Linked DNA regions of Homo sapiens: regions 1 and 2 are each linked to region 3. A link is a contact called in ENCODE Hi-C or POLR2A ChIA-PET data. All regions are on one chromosome and are shown on one strand. The core of a region is the stretch at or near the end of the contact, and the rest is flanking DNA. Distances in the headings are between cores, read along the strand shown.

Region 1 (3,602 bases), core at 523-3,022, 68 kb after region 3:
TCATATAGAAGGAGGCACACAACAGGGTATCATATCTTCCATGGTAAACATGATGATGTTTGCAGACTAAATACTTCTAATCTGATACCAGAAGCATATTCCCTGCGTATTTTAATTGAACTAGAGTTAATTGAATATGTACTATAAGTCTTGCACTGTAGGGAACACGAGTTTCTACGGCACCTGGAACTGGCACGATCATAAAAATGATGAATAGACACTTTACTTCCTCCTGGTGTTGAAACCATTTATGGTTCACAATAGGTGCTACACATGCTTTTGAATGAATGAATCAGCATTTTGGAAAGCTTTAGTGAGTCATCCTATTTTTACTCCTTTTCTGTATAAATGATAGGTTCTGACACCTGATAGTTCAATACAGCCACAACGTCATTTAACTAAAGCCTCCAATTGAGGATTTCAGCATTGCTCTCTCACCAGTCCCCTCTTGGAGGAGCTTAGGCAGGGAAAGAAGGATAGGGGTAGAATCAGCCTCTTTTTCTTCACCAAAGGGTGGTCTCTGCTGCTGGTTCTAGGCTTCTGGCCAGGGTTCTTCACTGTCTCTTAACCTTTTCATTTTGTAGTTGAAGCCCCTTTACAGATGGCCCCCAACAGGCCCACTGGCAATTGTCCACTGTCTGCCGAGTGGCCTTAGAAACGCCACCATAGCCATTTTCCTGGTAGCCAATGAAATGACAGTTCCCAGAACTGCCCCTTCCTTCCACTCCTGATAGTTTTAGTGTTCTGTATATCCAAGCCCAGCCACACAAACAATAAAATCACTGAGCTCTCAATAAATATGAGTAGACCAATCACTTATTCAACCCAAAGGGGAAATTTGGTTTACTCCTAAGAAACCAGCTTTTACATCTTTTCCACCACCAGAACAATTGCACCTTGATTTTCATAGAATTACTTTTACTAACTCATGTCAAAATGAACCATAAATTCTGATGTTGATGTTGATGTTGATGTTGATGAGACAAAGGCATTCAATTCCATTTTCGGTTTCAATACAGAAGACATGCGTTGACTTCTTACCATGTGCTCAGCAATGGAACAAGAGGGTCCGGGGGCTTCCTCTGTGATTTCTGAGCCAATGAGGATTAACATAAGATCATCAAATGCGGAGACAATAGTAACAACATTAGCAGCAGCTGACAGTTATGGAACCTTACTGTGTGCTGGGCACGCAGCATGTTCGTATGCATTATCTCATTTCACTCTTAAAGAACTCTAGCTAGATAAGTGTCATTATTATTTCTGTTTCACAGATGAAGAAATAAAGGCTCAAGGAGATTATTTCCTTACTTATGTTTGTGCCACTCTGGAGTGGTGGGGCCAGGATTTGAATCCATGTCAGTTTCTAGAGTTAGTGCTGTAAGCCAATTACACTGCTGCTGCTGCTACCAGCTAGTCATTTACTGAGTGCCGAATCCTCATAACTGTACTGCGAAGGAGGTACCATTACCATCTCCACTTTTGAGACAAGGAAACTGATGCACAGAAAGGTTAGTAACTTGATCAAGGCCACGCAGTCCATGGCAAGTCCATGATTTGAATTCCTTAATCTAGCTCTATAGTAACAGCTCGTACACACTGTCCTAGCTCCGTCTGGTAGCAATACAGATAACCAGCATCTGGTCATCCAGGCAAGACATAGTGTTCTGTTTTGAGGACAGTTGACACAGTGCTCTCATCACAGAAATGCAACCTCTTAGGGCTCTGCTGAATGGTGAAGTGGCCTCCCCAGCCATGGCCTGTCTGCAAAGCAAGTGAAGCTTCTGCCTCTGTGCTTCTCACTCGCCGGGGCCCTTCGACAGCCCTGGGAGAGACTGTCACGCTGTCCTGTGTATTTTTGGTAAAATGTGGGATACTAAATAAGATTTTGTAAAATGTGAAAAAGAATGTGTATGTTTCTTGAAGAGACCGTGACCCGTGTTTGTATAAATCTGTGGTTCTCAAGGTATGGACACTCTGTGTGGACCAGCAGCTTTGGTGCTACCGAACAACTTGTTAGAAATTTCCCAGTCCCTCGTCATGCTCACCTAAACTGAAGCTCTGGGAATGACGTCAGCATTTGGGGTTGACCAAGCCCCCAGGGTGCTTTAGAACAACCCTGAGCCTCATTCCTCTCCTATGCAAGGCCCTTTCCAAGGCTCTGTAGCTAATGTTATGCTGTAACTTTTTATTCTCTTTCTTACATGGCATGCCCAAATTGTATAAGCTTCAGGGCCTCCAGCTGGATCTACCTCGGGTCAGAGTGTTTAAATGTGCTTGTTTCCCTACCACTGAAATGGAGCTCATTTCTGTCTGGACAACTTTGTGTCTCATACAAATTTTATGATTTGGTTCAAATGTTCGAACTTGACAGTTAACAACATGAAAATATGGGTTACCCAGAGAGAGAGATTGGTGTACACAGCAGGAATGTAACCTGTACCAATCAGTCCACCTGTTCAAGGGTGGCTCGCATCACCCCAGGGCTTAAGGCAGGCTGTGACATGGCACCCTTTGAAGTTTAAAGAGACACAGAAATAGGGCTTTTAAGAGCTTTGTAACATCTTCATCAAGCTATCAGTGAAAACCAGGCAGCATGAGGGCAGCCACTGTCCCACCCTCACCAGGATGTCCAGGCCTCCCAGGCTGAAGGGCCCTGCCTGCCTCATCTAGGAGAAGGTCCTGCGAGCCTCTGCCCAAGTCACCAGCTGTTGTGGTCTTGTGAAGAGCAGAAGCAGGTGAGGAGAATTGCAAAATGTTGTTGCTGCCTCCTTGGCAGCCCTTTCTCTTTTCTCTCCTGAGGAAACTCAGGCCCAGGAAGAGAAATAAGGGGTTTAGTGACAGAAGAAGTGATGGTGGGGCCAGGCGCGGTGGCTCACTTCTGTAATCCCAGCACTTTGGGAGAACAAGCTGAGTGGATCATCTGAAGTCAGGAGTTTGAGGCCAGCCTGGACAACATGGTGAAGCTCCATCTCTACTAAAAATACAAAAATTAGCTGGGTGTGGTGGTGCATGCCTGTAATGCCAGCTACTTGGGAGGCCGAGGCAGGAGAATCACTTGAACCTGGGAGGCAGAGGTTGCAGTGAGCCGAGATCGTGCCATTGCACTCCAGCCCTTGTGACAGAGAGAGACCCTGCCTCAAAAAAAAAAAAAAAAAAAAAAAAGTGAGTGATGGTGGGACCAGTATAACCAAAAACACCTACCAACTTCCCATGGGTCTTCCTACCCTATTCTATTGCTTCTTGGTTAGTTCTCAACACCATCCCTTTTCCATTTTTTTTCTTTAGAATCTAGAGATTCAGAGCTGTGCGCTAAGACTTACCTGAAAGAATGCTCCGTGCAATATTTTTTATTATAATAAAAATAAGAAACAGCGTGAATATCCCAAAAGAGCAGAGTGCTGCATCTATTATAGGAACCCTTAACATGTGAAGTCATTAAAATAATATAGTCATTAAAATCATGACAGGGAAAATTACTAAATGATCAGGCAGAGAATGTTCGTGATTGTTGGCTTATTGCTGGTTTAGAGAACAGTTTAGAAATGATTATACTCAGTTCAATTCTGGTTTTGTAAATTTTGTATATAGAAAGAGCAGTG
Region 2 (3,510 bases), core at 444-2,943, 75 kb before region 3:
ATTGTATACTATCAATAACTGTAATAAGTCAACCTAGAGAAATAAAATTATGCCAAGTGAGTGGAATACAAATAAGAGTTCAAGAAGAAAAAATGAAATTTCTGTCTATTAAGAGGAACTTGTTTGTAGATTTTTAAAGTGGATGATGGAAGGATTAATCACCGTGATATCTAGATTCTATTAGATATATTTAAAATGAAGGATCAGCTTTATTTTTAAAAGTCAATAGTTACAATGTATCAAAAAAGCATATTCTCTGTAACTTTGTAAACTTAACCATGACACATTTTAGAAGTACATCTATAAATGCACCACTTAGTATGCAGTTTTTAGAGTTCTTTGGTAGGGAGTCCCCAGATAAACAGATTTAAAAAACACTGTTTTAGGAATTATAGTTTCTCGTAGAAATTTAATTTTTCATCATATTGCTATGCACACTTGTGCCTTTGATTTATTATTTCATGGCTTCACGTCTGGCCTACACAGTTAAGAGTCTTTGAGGTCTGTGAATTGCCAGTTGCGCAGTGTTTATCAAGCATCTGCTCTGTGTTCAGAATAGTAGAGGACCAAATACGGGACGCAGATTTTCCCATTGAAGAACATTTATTTTATTTAAGGAAAGATGAAAAATAAAAGCAAACCAACAGTAAAGTCCATGTTTAAAAGACAGGTGGACACCTTGTGTTTGAAGATCATTTATCCTCTACTTTAGCTGAAGAATGAACAAAAGCCAGTAAATAATAAAAAAAAAATTCTGACCAAACCAGATTGAACGTATAGACAAAAACCCATAGGTGAAAACATTAACACGCAAAACCTTAAAGATTTATTCAGAACTTATTTACTTATCCATTAAAACAATATTAAGGAGTTGTTTCTCTGTTGTCACAATTAAGATAATATCAAAAGTGAAGAATTATAAAGGAGGTCAGAAATTAACACTTTCCCTCTGTAGGTGGTGTTATGGGCTGTATGCTTGCAGCCCCCAAAATGCATATGATGAAGCCCTACCCTGCAGAGGAGGTGGGTCCTTTAGAAGGTGATTAGGTTTGGATGAGTTTGTGAGACTGGAGCCACCATAATGAAATCAGTGTCTTTATAAGAAGAGAAAGAGTAAAGCTCACTGTCTCCACCAGCGATCGCTCAAAAGACATAAGATTTGTCCATACATTGACCTTGGACTTCCTAGACCCCCTGAATTTCTAGAAAAAAATTTCTGTTGTTTAATCTGCCTGGCCTATGGTATCTTGTCATAGCAGCTCCATCTGACTGAAACAGAACATGAAATGTCTTCTTAACAGTGAAGGAGGAGATGAACGCAGAAAAGACATGAAAGGCAAGGGGTTTTGGCCTGCATGGTATAAGATTGTACACCACATTAGCATCGCTTAGAGTGGAGAAGAATTAATTATAATTAGTATTCATCAAAATAAATGCACTAGATTTAATTTGCTTACCAAGGCAAGAAAGTGTAAAATAACTTTTAAAATATTTCTCTTGAATTTTTTAAAATTTGAAATTAAATTTAAAATTAAACATAGATTAGCTTTTAACTAGAAAATTCTTGTAATGGAACTACTCATTTCTGCATGATCAGCAGGCTCTGTTGCATGTGAATCAGAGGTAAACAATGTGGTTTGGACTAAAGGTTCTCTCTCCTCACCTGGCCTAGGCCTGCCCAAGCAGTCAGTTTTGCACCGTCTTGCAAGGTAACTGGAAATCATGCATAGAAAGCAGCTTACTGCTGTCTAGAATGACTGAGTAAAGAAAGTGGGCTTCTCTTGACCCAACATGAGGTTATGTAGTTTGTGTTCACGCACAGGGAACCAGGCAGAAGCTCTGAGCTCAAAGCTCAGTCTGCTGGCAGTTTGTGCCTTGATTTCTGTGATTGATAATGAGGTCACTGTCCTTTAGCAATAGCCCAGGGGCAGACAAGATCATTTAGCTCAGAGATTCAAAGCACAAGAGATTTTTCAGAGAGGCAAGGAAGTAGGGGGATGAGCGGCTCTGAAGTTTCATTTTTTAAAAAAATCACCTTTAAAAAGTGGTATATGTCAGGCACCTGGCACGGTGGCTTATGCCTATAATCCCAGCACTTTGGGAGGCTGAAGTGGGTAGATCACCTAAACTCAACAGTTTGAGACTAGCCTGGGCAAAATGGCAAAACTCTGACTACAAAAATAAAAATTTGCCAGGCGTGGTGGCCTGCACTGGTAGTCCCGGCTACTCCAGAGGGCGAGGCAGGAGAACTGCTTGAACCTGGGAGGCAGAGGTTACAGTGAGCCGACATCGGGCCACTGCACTCCAGCCTGGGTGGCAGAGCAAGACTCTGTCTTGGGAAAAAAACAAAACAAAACAAAACTGGTATATGTCACAATAGTTCATAACTTGAAGGTAAAAAAAAAAAAAAAAGAAAATGGTATATAATCTGATCATTAAAAATCAAGTAAAATTAGCAAAAATCATATGTAATGATAAGCACTTGACATTTTGATGTGTGGCTCTTACCAGTCTTTTGTTTTCTTTATGTATATTATAACTACATAGCTACTTATGTATGCCTGTGTCTGCACGTGTGCATACTTGTGTGTGTGCATGCATGTTTGCACATGTGCCTGCATGTGTGTGTAGGATTCGTATTGTAAACTTTTTTTTGTTTAGCAATACATCATGAACATTGTTCTATGCCATTAAATATTCTTCCATATCATAGCTTTGAGTGGTACATAGCATTACGATGTAATTATGTATCGGGATTTACTTAACCCATCCCTTTTTACTGAACACTTGGTTGGTTCGTTTTTCATTTTGTTTTAGTTTTGTTGCTATGATAAACACCTTAATCATAAAAAAATGCATGCTAATGGATGAGTGGTAGTTTTATTCTTGTTCCTTCTCATGTCTGTCCAGACGTTTGCAGAGTGAATTGTCTTTGATCATTTGTGGATTGAAGTTTCTTATTCTGGTGATCCCCAGAGGATGGCCTGTCCCATCCCTTCTTTTCTATTAGGGTTGGTGGTAAAGGGAACTTGAGGAGAGTTAAGAAGTGAGACTGGAGAGAGCCCCAGGGGAAAACATAGCACAGTTCTCAGGAACCGAATTGACAGCAGATCTGGGTAAGTTCAAAAACTCACATCATGTAGGAGGTCAAGACTTTAACAGCAGGAGGGGGATTGAAAGTCCTAGAAATAGATACTGAAATTTTTTTAACTGAAGAAATTGAGAAGAAGAGATAAAGGAACTTGATCGTAGAGTCCCAGGGGGTCTATTAACCCCTCACTCCATGACACAAAAAGATGCCCAAGAAGCTCCCGTATCAATCCCAAAGGATGACTAAATGTGCCTGAGCCAGAGCAGCCCAGAACCACTGGTGAGTTCTGGGAAAGAAGCCTCGGGTAGGAAGGCAGAGAGGAAGATTCGCTGTGTTCCAGACATTGGCACAGGAGTGCTCCCTTGTTTTTTAATCATTGTAGCCCCATCTCCAGGTGTCAAGTAGGAGCCAGTATCAGA
Region 3 (3,391 bases), core at 132-2,631:
GGCAAAAACGTAAAAGTTTAAACTAGTTTCCATCCATGAAATGAGTAAGACTCATGGTTCTTAGTATTTTCGTGACTAAAGGGATCCAATTTTGGTATCTAATATTAATGAAACGCTCATGTAGTGTGTCCCCACATGGGTACTTCTGGAAAAGTCTACACTGTGAACTGGACTTCACCAAAGTGAGCAGGAAGGGAAATCCCGACACGCCCTGATGCTCTTGTCTCTAAAGGCATTTTGAGTGGAGAGAAGTGGGGGAGAGGGGAAGAAGCGGGTAGGAGGGGAGGAGGAGGATGGGGAGGAAGAGGATGCGGAGGAAACAGCAGCAGTATCAGGTAGAGGTACAACTCTTACTAAGTTGCCCTGCTCCCCAGAAGAGGGAAACCAAGCATGATGATCAAGTCTGGAAAACACTTCCTTTGAACTCCTACCCCTCAGAAACTACTTCCCTATTCCCCAAACCAAATTTCTGCTAATTCATCATGAACCAAGAACGTATGCAGGATAGGGAGGAGTGGAGGCCATAGGACACGGGCACCGCAGAATGGAACCTCATAGCCGCCGGTTCCACCGTCCCTTTCTTGGACCAGAAGGAACAGGACCTAGATTTCTGGATCCCCCATTGTCCAATCACAGGTTCCCACCGCACCCAATGGCCCCCTCCCGTCGCGGTCCTAGAAAATCCCGAGCCACTGGTCCCGGTCAGGCCCGGCGGGCCAGGGGCGGGGCGCCAGGAAGAGCTGCGCACCCAGGACTTGCGGTCTCTCCTTACCCGCGAGGGTAGGCCGGACCCCACCCCCGGAAGCCCGCCCTGATCTCACCTGCCAGGTGGGCATCCCGAGGGTGCGCGGCCTCCCAGCCCCTCCCCGGCCCCGCAGCCTGGCGGGGGAACCCCAGGCGCTCGCCTGCGCTTACCGGCCGGGGGCTCCCGCAGGCTGAGGCGCACGTTCAGGTACTCCACCTCCGAGAAGACAGCCAGGGCCGCGGTGCTGGCCGAGGCGCGGGGGCAGGTGCTCGGGCCCCAGGCGGCGGTGGCGCGCCCCTGGGCCTCCAGGCGCAGCGCGCGCAGGGCCACCGGCTCGGACGCCTCCAGCAGCACGTGCCCGGCCACTGTCTCGCCGCTGGAATAGCAGCCCTTGCGCTCGTCCTCGAACACCAGACCCAGGCTCTTCACGCGGCCCTCGGCACCCACGGCCGCCGCGCACCCAGCCTCCCCGCCCATCCCGCCGGGCGACTCTTTCCTGCCCCTGAGGTCGGCAGAGGCCCGGAGCCGGGGTCGCGAGCACAGCGGCGCCGCTGTCACAGGCGCTCGCGGCAGGGTAAGGCCGCCGCGGCAGCCGTGCGGTACCCGATGGGGCACCGGCTCGCCGAGAGGCCTGTCGCTTTAACAAACCCAGTTGGGCCTGGAAAAGGGCCGGGACAGCCCACCCCCGGCGGGCGGCCATTGGTCAGCTGCGAGCCCTGCTTCTTGCTGATTTGTTGTAGATGGTCACTGAGTCATTTCATTGGCGCTCCCACGCGTGGGTGGGCGCAGGAAGGCCGTGCGTGATCAGGGAGTGTTGGCCAATCGGGAGGCTCCGGCGTGCACGTGCACAGGCCGTTTACTGGCTGAGGCCAGGCACAGTCCTGGAGCCCTGGCCAATAGTGAGGCGGTGCGCCCATGTGGACAGACAGTGGGAAACAGTATCTGTCAGGGAGGGGGCGGAACAGGGTTATCTCCGGCTCTCAGCGTGTCAGCCGTTCCCATAGTTACGAACGGGGGCGGGGTTTCTAGCAGCGTAAGGACTTTGCAGGAGCCACTGGGTTCTCGCTAAAGCATGAAGTTGTGGCTGTAACTGGCTTGTGTTTATGATTACATCTGCAATACTCGAGGGGAAATAGATGCTCTGGGAAACGGAACTCGGCAATATTTCCTTTTGAGATCTTGGGGGCCGGCCGCATCGGGACTTTAATGAATGACTTGGAATCTTCTAACCTCCAGGTTTTTGATCACCGCCTCTCCCAGGTTTCAGAATTCCCAGCCCATGTAAGAGCCATAGATAAGAAAAATGAGGGTTGTGGTTTTAAACCTGATACATCCCCTAAGGAGTTCTCCTCCTAAGCTCCGCAGTGTCGCTGTTAGGAATAGCTGGAACTCTGATTCTTCCTGCTGTAAATAAGATCATGAATCACATTGTTTTTGAACAACATCTGTCACTCAAGTTTCTGCCCCACCCGAAAGTTTCCTGACATCATTGTCATATCCACAGAAATTTCCAATTGCCTTGATGACTTGTTCCTCACGCCCAAGTTTCCTCCGGCTTGTCCTGCTACATTTTCCTTTTCAACCTTCCATTTTTTCTCTGTTCTGTTTTTTACCATCTTGCATAGCTGTCATTAGCTGGTCATCATTTTCTTAACTTTTAAGTTGTCCCCTTATCGACATGCCACGTTTGTGAGCTGTTATGTATTGATTAATCTCACAATGAAATTTAGCAATTTTCCTAAAAAAAAAACCTCAAAGTAAAGGTTGCTCTACTACCCTCGTTGAGTTTAGATTATTAATGTGGAGATTTAGTAAAGTTTTATAAGTTCAAAATTTCCTTATTACCTCTCAGAGAAAGTGGAAAAGTCACAAATTAGGCTCTGTGTAAAGTTCAGAAATAGTTGCTATTCTCTGACCATTTCGTCTAGAATAGCTCCCTACATGATCTTACTCTGCCTACTTTTTTTTTTATATAACACAACGTGACCTTACGTGTTTATCTATGTATTATCCATCCCACTCATTTGAAACACAGAACTTGTTCTCATTCGTTTTTTGACCTCTAGGGCCTAACACAGATCTTAGCATACAGTAAGTGCTCAATAAATGTTGAGTGATTGAATGATGTATCCTAACCGTGTAGTAGTATTGGCTCTGCAATACATGAATAGTGTTCTGCCTCTTACTCTACTAAACTTTCACTGTCTCCAGGCAATGGTTCCCTCCAAATTAAGTGGCTGGGAGAGGGAGAAAAGGACAATGGTCCTAACGGTAATGAAAGGACAAAATGGCAGGTTTTGCATTCTGTACTGGGAAAGACCAGACTCTCTGTTTTCATTTCAGTTAAGAACAGTTTTGGCCAGCCAGGCATGGTGGCTCACACCTGTAATACCAGCATTTCGGGAGGCCGAGGCGGGCAGATCACAAGGTCAAGAGATCGAGACCATCCTGGCCAACATGGTGAAACCCCGTTTCTACTAAAAATACAAAAATTAGCTGGGTGTGGTGGCTCGCACCTGTAGTCGCAACTACTCGGGAGGCTGAGGCAGGAGAATCTCTTGAACCCGGGAGGCGGAGGTTTTCAGTGAGCCGAGATTGTGCCACTGCACTCCAGCCTGGGTAAGAGAGCGAGACTCCATCTCAAAA

The links. A loop is a pair of places that touch in the nucleus more often than their neighbours do. ChIA-PET counts read pairs that join two places held with the same protein, here RNA polymerase II (POLR2A). Pooled maps may share reads with other maps.
Region 1: a pooled map shows a loop between it and region 3 (2.4-fold over the local background). The contact joins the enhancer-like site here to the promoter of ARRDC4 in region 3. A Hi-C loop is called at or near these places in 10 of 168 maps with a recorded cell type or tissue (Caco-2, Calu3, MCF 10A and 7 more) and 16 of 50 pooled maps. POLR2A ChIA-PET finds 5 or more read pairs at or near these places in 2 of 52 experiments (BJ and MCF 10A).
Region 2: a map of mammary epithelial cell shows a loop between it and region 3 (4-fold over the local background). The contact joins the enhancer-like site here to the promoter of ARRDC4 in region 3. A Hi-C loop is called at or near these places in 6 of 168 maps with a recorded cell type or tissue (MCF 10A, aorta, endothelial cell of umbilical vein and 3 more) and 5 of 50 pooled maps. POLR2A ChIA-PET finds 5 or more read pairs at or near these places in 2 of 52 experiments (BJ and MCF 10A).

What each region holds. Positions count from the first base shown.
Region 1 is chr15:97,890,826-97,894,427 of GRCh38, reverse strand. No RefSeq gene overlaps it. Among named protein-coding and RNA genes, the nearest start is that of LINC00923, 18 kb to the right of the region's middle. Within about 2 kb of position 1,772, at least 2 of the 41 ENCODE cell types and tissues checked have a DNase peak (open chromatin) inside an H3K27ac peak, as active enhancers do; they include heart right ventricle, where a contact is called at or near this core.
Region 2 is chr15:98,034,019-98,037,528 of GRCh38, reverse strand. No RefSeq gene overlaps it. Among named protein-coding and RNA genes, the nearest start is that of LINC02251, 33 kb to the right of the region's middle. Within about 2 kb of position 1,693, at least 3 of the 41 ENCODE cell types and tissues checked have a DNase peak (open chromatin) inside an H3K27ac peak, as active enhancers do; they include mammary epithelial cell, where a contact is called at or near this core.
Region 3 is chr15:97,958,693-97,962,083 of GRCh38, reverse strand. It overlaps ARRDC4 (arrestin domain containing 4), which reads right to left and starts at 1,381. Exons shown (of 8, transcript NM_183376.3): 1 at 916-1,381. The coding sequence starts at 1,222.